Linked DNA regions of Homo sapiens: region 2 is linked to region 1. Evidence: read pairs that join two places in POLR2A ChIA-PET (ENCODE). Cell type or tissue: PC-3. All regions are shown on one strand.

Evidence for each region. ChIA-PET counts read pairs that join two places held together with the same protein. Peaks named below come from ENCODE experiments on the same cell type or tissue, not always from the same donor. Only the 100,000 strongest peaks of a DNase experiment are listed, where the experiment ranks them.
Region 2: POLR2A ChIA-PET joins it to region 1 with 5 read pairs; 1 of 35 experiments calls an interaction of 5 or more read pairs at or near these places.

The regions. Positions count from the first base shown.
Region 1 is chr4:83,885,340-83,893,339 of GRCh38, reverse strand. No RefSeq gene overlaps it. Among named protein-coding and RNA genes, the nearest start is that of GPAT3, 350 kb to the right of the region's middle. In PC-3, no CTCF peak of the experiment used is centred here; a DNase peak (open chromatin) is centred at 3,349; H3K27ac peaks cover 961 bases.
Region 2 is chr4:84,558,658-84,566,657 of GRCh38, reverse strand. It overlaps LOC102723338 (a long non-coding RNA gene), which reads left to right. Exons shown (of 8, transcript XR_007058460.1): 2 at 4,860-4,957. Among named protein-coding and RNA genes, the nearest start is that of CDS1, 20 kb to the left of the region's middle. RefSeq lists an enhancer at 227-868. In PC-3, no CTCF peak of the experiment used is centred here; a DNase peak (open chromatin) is centred at 3,437.

The sequences.
Region 1 (8,000 bases):
CTCTGACATGTGTGAGAATAGATGGTGAACTGACGGGGCAGGTGACTTCATGCATTTGTATGAATGAGCTTATTTTTAGGTGAAGGTTGAGGAAGGAGTCTAGGTTTCAGAGGAGAGGAGGGAGCATACCTGTCTCCTGACCTAGACCTATGACTCATTAATATACCCTATGGAAAACATCTGAAGAAGTAAACTGAAGAAACTGCTTCTGCAACGGATAATTTAAGACATGAGTTGCAAGCAACCCTGATTTGGTACCTAAGCAAGATGGCTAATAGTGGATAAGAGAAATGCAATGGCTATCATGGCTGCAGTACAAACTCTCAAGTAGTTTCAAGGTCAAAAGACTTAGGAAGAGGGCACAGAGCAAGAGAGAGAGAACTCAGCTGATTTTGTGTGACCATTAATGCTCGTCAACTTGTTTGTGAACATATATGAAATTGGCCTGATGCCTCAAATTATAATTGGGGAGACTTTTGAAAATACTAACTCCAGTATGATCAGGAGGGATGCAAGAACAAATTAACTAGGAGGTATTACTATTAATGCAACACGATTAGGGGAAACTAAGGCTGCGTTTTATATTCTACATTTTATCTCTGGTTTAAATATTTTTATCAAGAAGCTAAACCACGAGACTATGCTCCAATCCCAAACAGAACTGAGATTCTAGCCTTATGCCCTCAGGAATACTACAAACATCTGGAAAGCCACCATTGCTTTAATTTAAGAACACAATTTGTGTGCCTCTCTTAATAAGATTTATCTAAGAAATATGCTTTAGACCTAATGACCAGAAAAAAACATTGTCTTTCCTGAAGAATGTATGTTTTATTTTTTAAAAAACAATGGGAATACTTTATCCAATCATATTTCTCTTCTTCTTTTGGCCCAGTCTCATACTAACTTTTGCCTTGTTATTATCATCTGATGGCTCTATATTTCCCTTATTCTGCCTCCTCCACTCCTAATTTTGTTTTATAGGCATCCATGTGAACAACTGTATATCCTTAAAGGATTGAAGTGTGAAGGTGAAGGGTAAGAAGAATAGAAGGGCTATGAAAAGAAAGAAAGTTTGACTGAAAGAGAGTAAGGAATGGGGGGAAGATGAAAGACGTGAAAAGAATGAAAGAAATAAAGAGGAAAAAGAGAAGGAAGGAATAAAGAGAGGGAGGAAGGGAGAAAGCAGGTGAGGGGGAGAAGAAAGGAATAGAAGAAAAGATAAAAGCAAAAAAATAAAACAAGATAGAGCCTTTTTTTGGAAGAGCACTTCACAGTTTGCATAGCTTTTACACATATGCTTTCTCATTTGATCCTACCAATTTAGAAGAGGAAGAAATAATCAGAAAGACAATGAAATTTTCCAAAATCAAGCACTAGTAGTAATTGTTAACAGAAGACACCAAATTCACTCCTTCTGACATCTAATAGAGTTGTCTTCTCACTTGTACCATATGAAATTATAAAACACACACACACACTAAAGAACATAGTCTCCACAAGGTCTCTCATACAAGACAGTTGGTATCAAGAGAAGAGATGAAGTTTTATGTTCTCTCCGATTAGCATGGTAGAATTTTAGACTGAGTCTGGTTATCAGAAGAGTAAGCTGACCAATCAGCACTCAGAGAATCTGGCACTGCCAGGATATAACAGATGAAAGAGAATAACAAAGCAAGCCTGGAAAGCTTGGAGAGGAAATCCTGAAGACATGACAAGGAACGGCAAGCCAAAGGGAGCCTCCAGATTACTTAAGTGTTTCTTCCAACACAATAGTGACCTAAATCTGCTAAAGTTAATATGTATTTTAGTAGCAAAGGTAAGATCTAACTTTCAAATCAACTGAGTTTCTGAGTCAAACTGATAAATACCAATTCCAATTTGAAGATTGTTTTCCTGTCTTTAACAAATTATTAGACAAAAAAAAAAAAAGATGCAGAAAGTAATGGCAAGATGGTAAAATAGGAAGTACCAGCCCTCATACCCCCACAGAAACATTGATTTAACAACCATTCACAGTTGAAAATAAAAGAGCTCCAGTATCCCAGGGAGAGGTTACAGCACCTAGGTGAAGCACAAGAATGAGAAAAAATACACATTTAGAAGGCTAAGAAGAATAGTTTCACTTTACCCACATCACCTCTCCACCCAAGCCAGCATGGTACAGTGCTGAGAGAAATACCTTTGTCCCACAAGCTCTCCCATAGGGGAAGGAGAGATTGAAGTGGATATCCAACTTCCCCAACCTTTCAGGACACTGAGAGGTCCAATTTAGTTGTGCCTCACCCACAGCAGTGAGGGAATCAGTATGACTAAATCACCTAGGGTAGCTAAAAACAAAGAAAAGAGACAGAGGCTCTCAACAACCAGCACACAGAACTCAATAGCTGGCCCACTGCTCCTGGCAGCAGTCCTGCCTGCTCATGGACCTAGGCTACAGGCACACCTAGAATCTCTGGTTAGGCTGATTGATGAAAGACTTTTCCTGCTGAAGCTAGTCAGAAAGACCGGAAGAGGTAACTGCTTCTACAACATGCAGGTATCAATACATTTTTATCTACAAAGATCATGAAGAATCAAGAAAACATAATACTATCAAAGGAAAAAAACAAAGCTGTAGTAAACAGTACTAAAGAAATAGAGATCCACAAACTGCCTGGCAAAGAATTCAAAATTAAAGAACCTCAGTGAGCTACAAACGAACATAGATATAGATATAAATTTTATATATACACACACACACACACACACACACACACACACAACTAAATGGAATCAGAAAAACAATACATGAACAAAATGAGTTCAACAAAGAAGCAGAAATCAGAAAAAACAAGCAAACAGAAAACTTAAAACTGAAGAATGCAGTGACTCAACTGAAACATTTAAGAGAGAGCTTCGGCAGCAGACTGACTTGATCAAGCAGAAGAAAGAATTGGTGAACTCAACGGCAGGTCATTTGAAATATCTACTCACAGGAGTGAAAAAGAAAAAAAGAATGAAAATGGTGAAGGAAGCCTATAATATGTAAGGGATATGATCAAGTGAACAAATATATGAATTATGATCATTTTAGGAGGAGAGAGAGAGAAAAGGGAAGAATTCTATTTAAAGAAATAGCTGAAAACTTCCCAAATCTGGGGAGAGAGAGGACTATCTAAATTCATGAAACCGAAAAGGTACCAAGTGAATTAAACCTAAAGTTGTCTATATCAAACACATTATAATTAGATTGTCAAATTCAGAAACAAAGAATTTTGAAAGCAGCAAGAAAAAAGTGACTCATCACATATAAGGAAACCACAAGACTATCAGTGAATTTCTCAGCAAACACCTCCCAGACCAGGAAAGTGGGATGACATATTAAAAGTGTGGAAAGAAGGAAACTCCCAACCATAAAATCTATACCTGGAAAAAGTCCTTTAAAAATAAAAGAGAGATAAAGGATTTCCCAGACAAACAAAAACTAAGGGAGTTTGTCATCACTACATACGCTTTACAAGAAGTGCTAAAGGGAGTTACTCAAGTTGAAACAAAAAAAAAAACCATTAAATATGAAAGGATATGAAAGGTATGAAACTCACTGGTAAAAGGTAAATATATAGACAAAGATAAACATGTTAGAACTCATAAACAAATGCAACAAAGTTGCAGATACAAAATCAGTATGCAAAAATTAGTTGTGCTTCTACACACTAACAGCAAACTATCTGAAAAGGAAATTTAAAAAGCAATCTCATTTACAATAACATCCAAAAAATAAAATACTCAGAAATAAGTTGAACCAAGAAGGTGAAATATCTGCATGCTGAAAACCATAAAACACTGATTTTAAAAGTTGAAGACACAAATAAATGAAATAATGTCCCATATTTGTGAATCAGAAGAATTAATATTGTTAAAATGTTTATACTACCCAAAATAACGTACAGATTCAATCCAATCCCTATTGAAATCCCAATGGCATTTTCACAGAAATAGAAAAAACAATCTTAAAATTTGTATGGGATGACAAAAGACCCCAAATAACGAAAGCAATTTTGACTAAAAGGAACAAAGCTGTAGGCATTATACTTCCTGATTTCAAGTTATATTACAAAGCTACAATAATCAAACCAATATGATAATGACGTAAAAGCAAACACACAGCCCAGTGAAACAGAAGACCCAGAAATAAACCCATGCATATATGGTCAACTAATCTTTAACAAAGGTGCCAAGAACACACAATGGGGAAAGGACAATTTCTTCAAATGGGGGAAACTATAACCACATGCAAAAACAGAAAAGAAAAGAAAAGAAATTGGATGCTTACTTTACACCATACACAAAAAATCAACTCAAAATTGTCTAAAGACTTAAATATAAAACCTGAAATCATAAAACTCCTAGAAGAAAACATAGGGAAAAGTTTCATGACATTGGTTCTGGCAATGATTTTTTGGATTTGACACCAAAATTAAAGGCAACAAAAGCAAAAATAAACAAGTGGAACCACTTCAAACTTACAGGTTTATGCATAGCAAAAGAAACAATCAGCAAAATGAAAATGCAACCTATGGAATAAGAGAATATATTTGCAAATCATATATCTAATAAAAGGTTAATATCCAAAATATATAAAGAATTCAAGCAAATTATTATCCAATACACACATAATGCATATGAAAACCACTAAGAGATATTACATCCCACCTGTTATAATGGCCATTATCAAAAGATAATAAGTGTTGACAAGAATGTGGAAAAAAGGGAATTCCTGTACACCGTTGGGAGGAGCATAAATTGGTGCAACCACTATGGAAACAGTATGGCGTTTCCTCAAGCAATTAAAAATAGAACTACCATATGATCCAGCAGTTTCACTTCTCGGTATAAATCCAAAAGATTTATAATCAGCACGTCAAAGAGATATCTGCACTTCCATGTGCATTGCAGCATTACTCACAATAGCTAAGACATGGAAGCAACCTAAATGTCCATCAACAGATACATGAATAAAGAAAATGTGCTATGTACATACAATAAAATACTGATCAGTCTTAAAAATTTAAGAATTAAATCCTGCCATTTTCATCCACAATGTACATGAAACTGGAGGACATTAAGCCAAGTTATATAAGCCAGATGCAGAAACACAAATACTTCATGATACCACTTATCTAAGGTATCTAAAATAGGAATCATAGAAGCAGAGAGTAGAATGATAGCTGCCAAGGGCTGAGAGGAGGGGTAAACAGAGAGACATTGGTCATAGGATACAGACTTTCAGTTATGTGAGATGAATAAGTCCTAGAGATCAGCTGTAGAGCATAGTGCTTATAGTTAAAGATACTGTAAAACATACTTAAAATTTTGCTAAGAGAATAGATCTTACATTAACTGTTTTTGTCATATACACCACACAGAGATAATAATAATAGGTAAAGGATGGGGGGACTTTGGGAGGTGGATGAATATGTTTATGTCATAGATGGTGGCAATCATTTCATAGTGTGTACTTATCTTCAAACTCATCAACTTGTATACATTAAACATGTACAGCTTTTTTAGTGTCAATCATACCTCAATAAAGTGGTTTTTTAAAAAAGGACAGCACCAGGGCTGCACAAAGATTCTTTATCCTCTGGAAAATTCTATAAGACATATAGACATTATTTACTATATCACATGGCCTCATGTTCAGCATCATGTTGAAACAAAGGAAAACCAGTCTTCATTCTCATGGAGTTTAAAATATAACTGGCTCATGAAGGTGAAATACGTAGGATAAATGAACTCTTTAAAGTTACTCAACAAAATGCTTCCCTTATTCACACATCAGAAACTATCTTTAGAAAGTTGACGGTCTGATAACCCCTCACTTACTGACTACAGCTATGACCCTGGACCACTATTATCTCATTCACATTGTACAGATGTCTTTAGAAAATACTCTTACCTACTTATTATAGGTGGTGACAAGTAAAAATATTAATCCAATTTTATGGTATTAGTGAAAATGATGAGCAAAATATGGTCTGAACAATTCATTGTACTAATTTTCAAAGTACTAGGCTCTGCATATTTAAGCTAAGTGGAGAAGAGAAGATGAAACATAGCAACGTAGATAACGGTAATGATTTGGATAACTTTATTAAACTCATCTTGACCCTAAAAAATAGATAAATGGACAAATCACCAGGCTGATAGCAGGTAAGCACTTGCGTAAAAATTGAAGATGAAGCCCATTATTGCTACTATGCTCTTTGTTGATTGATGATGCTCACTGCCAATCCCTATATCATTGTTATCTCACAATTAAGACTGAAAAACACCTTAGGGATTGTGCAGGAGACCAAAAAAAAACTACTTAAGCAAATGTCTATATCTAAAATTCAATATCTATTTTGGGTTTTCAAATCTCTACCAAGTTTACATAAATAAAGTAGTCTATATGAAAGGTTGTGAGTGGAGAAGTAAAGTGTTGAGCCACACTGCAAAACAAAAACCAAGGAAACTGGTAGACAGAGAGATGTTTGCAGTATAAATAAAAATTACAGTTGCCAATAATGCAAATAATTATATATAGAAAGCAAATAAATTCCTGAAAGCTTGTTTTTTTAAAAATAAAAATAAAAAAAGGAAATGGCTTTACTGGATAAATCAGATAACTATGTGTTTCCTCCAAGAAAAAAAAAATCTGATTTCTTAATCTTAATTTTAAATTGTGATGTATTATGCACCATGAATTTGAAAGTAAAAAAAGTGGTACTTCTAAAATAAGCATTGCTATCATATGTAAATGGTCTCAGGGAGATATTATGGGTTAATAGAAGAGATCAGAAACCCAGATTTAATGTCCTTTGGGAAAACTAATGAACTTGTGATTTACTTCAGGAAACCAGCGAAACTGAAAACTCACCTCAAAATGTAAGAAGAATTCATCAATGCTTTGTTCCCAAGTTTCTTTAAAAAGAAATTATTCCTTTTGGAAGAAGTAATTGTGAATATACAGAATTCTTAAGAAACGGCTAAATTATACCCATAGATTTTATATTTCTTTATATTTGAGCTTTTGTAATGTTTTACATCCTCTTCCCAATCTGTGATCCTTGCTTTCTCTGTCCCTTTTTCAACTCAAAAATTTATGTTGGAGAAGACCAAAAAAAAGTAAATTAAAAATCCTTTACAAATCTCCATTAACTACCTTAGAGGGGGAGCTTGTATTTCATTGACTGTAGTTTATGCAAATAGGATCAGAGGAATTAACATATTGGAAGGAGCTGACATTTGTCCTGATATATTGAATTGTTAGCATGACAGAATCACTTAAGCTGGATTCACTAACATCAGGTTTCCTCTCATTATTGACCCCTACAGAGTAGGCTCTGACAAGTGGAACTGCTGCAAAGTTCATTAATAATGTGGAATAAATCAATTGTTCAGGAAATACTGAAAACAGATGACACTGAACTCATACATTTTGCAAGTTCAGCACAAGCCCATCTCCACCAAGGACACACAATCTCTCTCTGTGTCCTTTTCTGACCTACCCATGGAACCTGGTCTTAGATTCCGCTTTTCCTCGAGTATCCCACAGATACATGGCTCCTCAACCCCTGGAAACACAGTAAGCTAAGAGTCATTCAAAAAGAAATGGCTACAAGCTTAAAAAGAAAAAAAGTTGAAGGCTTACAAAAGATTTACAAACAGGAAGGAAGTGAAGGGCATGATTTAGGGGGTATGCCTGGATTTTACTCATATTTATGTTTATTTCAGACATACTATTTCTGTGGCCGTAGATCCTAACTAACAACAGCTCAGTTGTGTGAGTTAAAGGGCATTATCAGGAACAGCAAACGGGCAAGAATCTAACCTAGCATACTGTTTAAGATGCAGGGTAGCTACTTCTGGGATGTGAAGAATCCCTTACTGCGAGGTGTTAAACTGTGGCTGCAGACAACAATATACATATGTTTCTTTGTTTTTATTACTAGCATCGCCTCAACACTCTTCAA
Region 2 (8,000 bases), 670 kb before region 1:
GTGTTTATTATAACCAGAATGTAGGCTTGCCAGGTGGAGCAGATAAAAATACAGGATGCCCAGTTGAAATTGAATTTCAGTAAAACCACAGATAATTTGTTTAGCATAAGTATGTCCCATGTAGTATTTGGAACATACTTATATTAAAAATAAATATTCACTGTTTATTTGAAACTGAAATTAATACAGGAGTTATTAAGAAATTATCTTAGGCAGTTACAGAGGGTAAAAGGGTTCTCAGTGAAATTTCCCTTTAATAAAAAGCAGCCCCAAACCATTTCTTTTCTAACAGAAAGCAGCCTGAAAAGTCAAGTTGCAAGCATAGATATGCAAGCTAGAAGCTTGCATATGTAAATGTCGGCAGGTGTACCTGGAAGCCAGGTATATTCAATATGGTGATCCCTGCTCCCTTTTCTTTGTCACCACATGTGTGGGTATCATGGCACCGGCCAGATAAAGCCACATATGCAGATGTCATGGTGACAGCCAGACAGGCAGGTGACAGCCAGACAGGCAGGTAGAAGCCACATTTGCTTAATAAAAGATCATGATGGGAGGGCCAGTCTTCTGCAAGCTATGTAAATGGCACACCTGGTCAAACCAATCCCCTGGGCCTTATGTAAATCAATCAGTGCCTCCTCAAGCCTCTGTATAAAATCAGTCAAATCTCACCCCAACCTGGAAACTGTTTTGGGCGACCGCTTTCTCAACAATGAGGAAACTTTCTTTCTCCTCTTCTTTGTCTATTAAACTTTCCACTCCTAAACCCGCTCCTCATGTGTGTCCGCGTCCTAAGTTTTCCTGGCGCGAGACAATGAACCCTGGCTATTTACCCCAGACAATGGAGCCATTTCAAAATTTCACTAGACGTCTTGTATTTTATCTGGCAACTCTACCAGACTGTGAATTCCGTCAGCTGTTCTCTATTTGGTATTTTAATTAATTCAAGCTAGCAATTAATGGCACAAAATGAGAAATGGTACAAAATGTTGTCTCTGGAATTTTGGTCCATTTTAACTCTCCTGGAGATATTTATAAACTGTACTTTCTGAATATTCTGATACTATGAGCAGCAGGAGACAGGATGCCCACATTTTCCAGAGAATGGGACACGCAGATATATCTAACACTCAACAAAATTATATTTATGTTTGCTATGGTCCGAATGTTTATGTCCCCCCAAACTCATATGTTGAAATCCTCACCCGAAAGGTGATGGTATTAGGAGATGGGACCATTAGGAGGTGATTACGTTTTGGGGATGAAGCACTTGATAATGAGATTTGTGCACATATAAAAGAGGCTCAAGGGATCCTCTTTGCCCTTTCCAGCATGTGAGGACAGAGCAAGAAGGTGCCACCTAGAGCCAGAACACAGTTCCTCCCCAGATGTAGAATCTGCTTTGATCTTGAACTTCCCAGTCTCCAGAACTACGGCAATGAATTTCTATTATAAGCTACTTAGTTTATGGTATTTTCTTATAACAGATCAAGTAGACTAAGACAATGTTATAATTTGAGTCTGGGTGGCTCATGACTATCTGGTTTCACAGTGAATTTGAGTATTCACTGGCTATATCTATCTAATTAAAAATGATGGTCAATTCTGTGATTTTTGTATTTATTTAAATCAGGCACATAGCTATTCAAAGTCCCTCCCAAGGCCTCTCGTTTTTAGTTTCAAATATCTGGTTATTCTTCACATAACCTACTTTTCTCTTGTTACTCACTTTTTCACTTTCTGCAGTACTCTACTAAGTTCAGATCCCCTCCCCCCCCCTTTTTTTTGAGACAGGGTCTGGTTCTGTCACCCAGGCTGGAGCGCAGTGGTATGATCTTGGCTCACTGCAACCTCTGCCTCCTGGATTCAAGCGATTCTACTGCTTCAGCCTTCAGAGTAGCTGAGATTACAGGCACGTGCCCCCATACCTGGCTAATTTTTCTATTTTTAGTAGAGACAGGGTTTCACAATGTTGACCAGGCTGATCTGGAACTCCTGAGCTCAACTAATCTGCCCCCACTCGGCCTCCCAAAGTGCTGGGATTACAGGTGTGAGCCACCATGCCCAGCCCAGACCCCTTTTCTTATGTATAAAAGCTATTAAAGATATCTGATTAGAAACAAAACACAATTGCAATTGTGATGGATAGAATATGTATGCTGGTGTGTGACTTTCCTAACGTGGCTTCTTTTGCTCTGATAGATACAATGTTTTTATACTTTTTGACAGTTAAGAGTACCTATTATATCAGTACCATGGAATTGCCTTATAGTTTATACCCATTAACAAGTCCAAAAGAGAAATAAAAGGAATTGATTCTTTGTCATTTATTTATTTAGACAACAAATATTTACTCTGAGCCTGGTGGATACAGCCGTGAAGAACAGCTAGTCTTAATTTGTGCCATCCTTTTCCCAGAGCTTTGCATATCAGTCATTCAACCCTCACAACACTCTTATGCATGGGTACTTCAGTAATCATTATCTATTTTACAGATGAGGAATCAAAGCAAGGAGAGGTTGAATATCTTGCCCAAGGGCACTTTCTTAGAAAACGTCAGCAGGACACAGGCAGTTTAGTGTTAAAGCCCATTCTCTTAAAATTCACAGCTTCTAGGTGAACAAAACAGGCATGGTCCTTCCCTTAGGTAGCTTACAATATTCTCAGGTGCTATTTCCTTTAATAAGATATGCTATGTGCAAAACCCAAGACTGATTAATACAAGGTAAATATACCTACTGACTTTCAAAGCATGCGAATATGTATTTGCACTCGTTAGTTTTTCATCTTATTATAGGGGAGTAATATTTTAAAAATCACAGATATTAGTAAAATATTCAGTAATTATGGTCTAGTCTAAAGTGCTTATGTTTGATTATGCATATTTGTTAAATATGGATAAAAATCCAGAAAGACATTAAAATACAAATCAATCTGAGCCTTATATGAAACTATTCTTATTAATGTGACATCTATGCAGAAACATTTCATAAATACTTACAAGTTAAAAGGTTAACATAATTTAGTAAACCATGACTGAGTATCACCCATTCAGCCTGTTTTCCATGCTAAGAATTCTTAGAATTCCTCTGAAACGATCCAAAACAACAGAAAAAGAGGGACTCCTCCTTAACTCATTTTATGAGACCAGCATCATCCCGATACCAAAACCTGGCAGAGACACAAGAAAAAAAGAAAATTTCAGGCCAATATCCCTGATGAACATCGATGCAAAAATCCTCAATAAAATACTGGCAAACCGAATCCAGCAGCACATCCAAAAGCTTATCCACCATGATCAAGTCAACTTCATCCCTGGGATATAAGGCTGGTTCAACATATGCAAATCAATAAACGTAATCCATCATATAAACAGAAGCAATGACAAAAACCACATGATTATCTCAATAGATCCAGAAATTCAGCATTCCGGGACTGTTAGCCAAGCTGTGTCTCATAATAGCTCCCTTGAGTAGTCAGTGAGAACCCTGCCCATAAAGGATGTCCTGGTTCTGAAGAAAATATGAAGGCAAGGGTTTTACTTACTTCTTAAAGCTTGGTAAACGGTCATAGATATTACTTTTGTGGTGTTTCAGTTTGTGTCTTCTAGAGCTTTTGTAAGTTATTGACTTTCTCAGTACAGAGGTCATGGTATTTCTCATTTTTTACAAAGACATTTTGCTTAGAGGGCATGGATAAAATTAAATTTGGTGGTTGGGAAAGATGGAGATATTATGGATTTAGGGAAAAATTATCCAAAAATATTTACTCAGAAGAGGAAGAAATCTAAAGGCAAAATATAATAAAAAAATTCATGTTCAACTAATTTACATGATTAGTTTAGGTGACTAATTATGGACTGAAATTATTACAACATTTATTTTTGGCTATTATTGCATAATAAGGAAAATGGAGAGGCCTTTGGAGAGCTGTTACAGTGAGTCCCTGGCTGACACTTAGTTCTAGTCTTTCTCAGTTCCTTGAAATGAACCTGATTTGATGAAATGGTTTGATAAGACAGATTTGCTTCCAAATAACCCAGTGGAGGGGTTGGAGGGAAATGAGTGGGTGTATAGATTAAACAAGATTGACCACATGTCGATAATTATTGAAATGGGCTTAATGGGTTCATTTTGTTCTTTCTTCTTTTGTAATTTTGAAACATTTCATAATAAAAGTTTGAAAAGAGAAGTCACTTTTAAAAATAGATTTTACTATTTAAAGCAATTTTAGGTACACTGCAAAACTGAGCAGGAGGTACAGAATTCCCACACACCCACTGCCCCCACACATGCACATCCTCCTCCGCTGTTAACATCCTGCACCCGATTGGTACATTTGTCACAACTGATGAACCGGCATTGGGTACATAATTATCGATGCAACTCAGTAGTTTAAATTGGGGCTCGCTCTTGGAGTTCTTTGTTATATGGATTATGGCAAATGTATAATGACAAGTATTCACCATTTAGTATCATATGCAACAGTTTGACTGCCCTTAAAATCCTTCTGCCTATTCATGCCTCCCTCCCCACAACCGCTGATAGTCACTAATCTTTCACTGTTCCTATAGTTTTGTCTCTTCCAGGATGTTGTATAGTTAGAACTGCAAATCACTTTTTAAAATTTCAACTCAAAGTTAAAATCAGTATATTGTACATTACATCCATTATTTATGTCCAAACAAAAAGAATGCGAATATAATGAAATTTGAAAATTTAAAACTTTTCCACTAAAGGATATGTGGGAAATATGTAAAAAAACCATCTCAGAGAGTGGTGCCTTCATCTCAGGAATGAATACAAATCAATCTCCTTTTTGTCTCCTTGAATCGGCTTATCTTCTCTTTGTCTTCGAAGATGCCTCCTGGTTTTCTTAGATTCCTTTAGATTGAAGACTCGCATTGGACCTGTTTTCTTGTCTTGGCCTTAACCCTCTTCTTAAAGCCCCACTCCATGTGAGTGACCCAGGTAAGATCTTTGCTCATCTGTCCCTACAGTGGAACGGATATCAGGCTTAGAAATAAGCCAGGCCACACATTTCCTAGCTAAGAAAAGACCCCATTTGTTCTTTTCATGTTTGCAATGACGGATAATATAATCAGAAGAAAATTTTTTTGAATGTTAACTTAAACTCCTTGTCTAATTTAATCTTCACAACAGCCTTAACAAGGTAAGCGTTCATATTGTTGGTATTTTGTAGATAAGGACACTGAGGCAGCCAGGCATTAAGTAAGTGGTCACATTTGCCCTGCTGGCACGAGGCACATGAACCCTGGAATGGGAATTAGAAGGCCATGCTCTCTTTTTGCTTCTGCCGCAAAGCAGGTGTGCTCATTCAAAAGGGAGCACTTCAAAAGGAGACATGCCTAGGCTTCATTGAATCTCTTTTTGGGGCATTGTTTTCAGTTAAATTTTCAACTAAATGAAATGTGTTCAAATAGTGTAAAGTATATCTCTTTACCTTTTTTCTTTCATTCTTACATCCCTATCTGAGTCCATTTTGTGTTGCTATAACAGAATACCTAAGATGGGGTAATTTATAAAGAAAAATTGTTTATTTGGCTTATAGTTCTGGTGACTGGAAATCCAGGATTAGGCAGCTGCATCTTGTGAGAGCCCCAGGCTGCTTCCACTCCTGGCAGAAAGTGGAAGAAGTAGGTGTATACAAAGAAGTGACATGCGAGAAAGGAGGCAAGAGAACAAAACCAAAGAAGCCAGACTCTTTTTAATAACCACCTTCTTGGGAACTAATCCATTCTCGAGACAGCAAGAGCTAACTCGCTACTGAGCCATGCACCAAGCCATTCATGAGGGATTCACACCATCACTCAAACACTTCCTGATTAGAGACCCTGAGCCAGATCTGCCTAGTTAAACTGCACGTAAATCCTGGGATAATTTGGAGGTTTTTTTGTTTTTGTTTTTTTTGTGTTTTTGAGACAGTGTCTCACTCTGTTGGCCAGGCTGGAGTGCAGTAGCATGATCATAGCTCCCTCCTGGGCTCAAGCGATCCTTCCACCTTAGCCTTCCAAGTAAGTGGGGGCACAGGCACAAGCCACCACTTCTGGCTTATTTATTTATTTATTTACTGAGACAGCGTCTGGCTTTGTCGCCCAGGCTGGAGTGCAGTGTGTGATCTTGGCTCACTGTAACCTCTGCCTCCCAGGCTCAAGTCATCCTCCCACCTCCTGAGTGAGCCTATTTATTTTTATATTTTGTAGAGACAAGATCTTCCTATGTTGCCCTGGCTGGTCGCAAACTCTTAGCTATAGCAATCCTCCTGCCTCAGCTTCCCAAAGTGCTGTGATTATAAGCATGTGCCACCATGCTCATTTGTTATGCATCAATAGGAAATTAATTTTACAAGTGAGAAAACTGAGGTATGAAAAAGTTGAGTGAATTGTCCAAGATCACTCAGCTAACAAGTTGTATTGCTGGGCAAAGATCATAATGTATTTTCTTTTCATTTGAACATCATTTATCAGTGGCACATTTTCTTGGTCACTTTTTGAAGACTTTTTCATGGGGGTGGGGTTAATAATATAAAAAAGATGCTTGTTACATTATTATTTTTTTTTTTTGAGACCGAGTCTCACTGTGTCCCTCAGGCTGGAGTACAGTGGCACAATCTCGGCTCATTGCAACCTCCGCCTCCTGGGTTCTAGAGATTCTCCTGCCTCAGCCTCCCGAGTAGCTGGGACTATAGGCACCCACCACCACGCCTGGCTAATTTTTGTATTTTTAGTAGAGACAGGGTTTCACCATATTGGCCAGGCTGCTCTTGAACTCCTGACCTTGTAATCTGCCCACCTCGGCCTCCCAAAGTGCTGGGATTACAGACGTGAGCCACAGCGCCCGTCCTTGTTATACTTTTAATTAGTAAAGTTATTCATTGTTCATTGAGCAATGAAGAATTTGGGTTTTTAATTTTTTTAGTCTTGATTCCAAAAGAATAATTACATAAGAATTGGAAAAAATGACGGTAAATTTAAAATGACTTTCGTATATTTGCGACATGCATGGTACCTAATTGGGGAGTGAACACATGTTCTTAGTGCGATCCTGGTTTATGCCTGTTTTGTCGTGTAATTATGAATGGTACTCCCTTTTACACTCAAAAGTGGACTATAAATCATATGCTCACTGTGGGTAGACCAAGTCAACAAATTAGTAGTTGTTTATTTCCTACAACATCAGCTCCCATTTCAACCAGAGCTACCTGCTTGACCCCTAAAGGCTTAAACTCATTCATGTGCATTCTCAGATTGGTTCTGGCCAGATCAGGCCATCCTTAGCACATCCTCATGTAGAACACCTTCAGCTCAGAATCAAGCTACACCTTTGGGCTCATTCTCCTTCTAGTGGAAAGAGTGGGCTTTGCAGTGAAACAAATCTTCTCTTAAACCACAGCTCCATGACTTACCAGCCACAGGATTAGGCTAATTTATTTACACCAGGCTGTCCAATAGCACTTTTGCTATAATGGAAATGTTCTAGAACAGCACTGTCCAATATGGCAGCCACTAACCATATGTGGCTACTGAGCCCTTGCAGTGGGGCTAGTGCTAATGATGAACTTGATTCTTGGTCTTATTTAATTTAAATAAAATTGAAAAATAAATTGTCACTTATGGCCAGTGGCTGCCATAGTAGACAGTGCAGAATCTTTTTGAGCCTCAGCATACTCTCTTAAAAAATAGAGATAATAATATCTACTTTCCAAGGTTGTAAAAGATTTCAGAAAATGTTTCACATATGATTGGCACTCAATTTTCATTACGTTTATGTAGACTGCTAGATTCTGTTCTCCAACTAAGATGACCAGCTCTTTGTCTCTTTACCTTGACATCTCCTTCTCTCTCACTGCCCTTTTATTCAATCAGTCATCCCCGGCGTTAGTGTTCTGGATTTTGACCATTCTAATAAGTGTATAGGGCTATCTCGTTGTTGTTTAATTTCATTTAATTTAATGATTACATATGATGTGGAACATCTTTT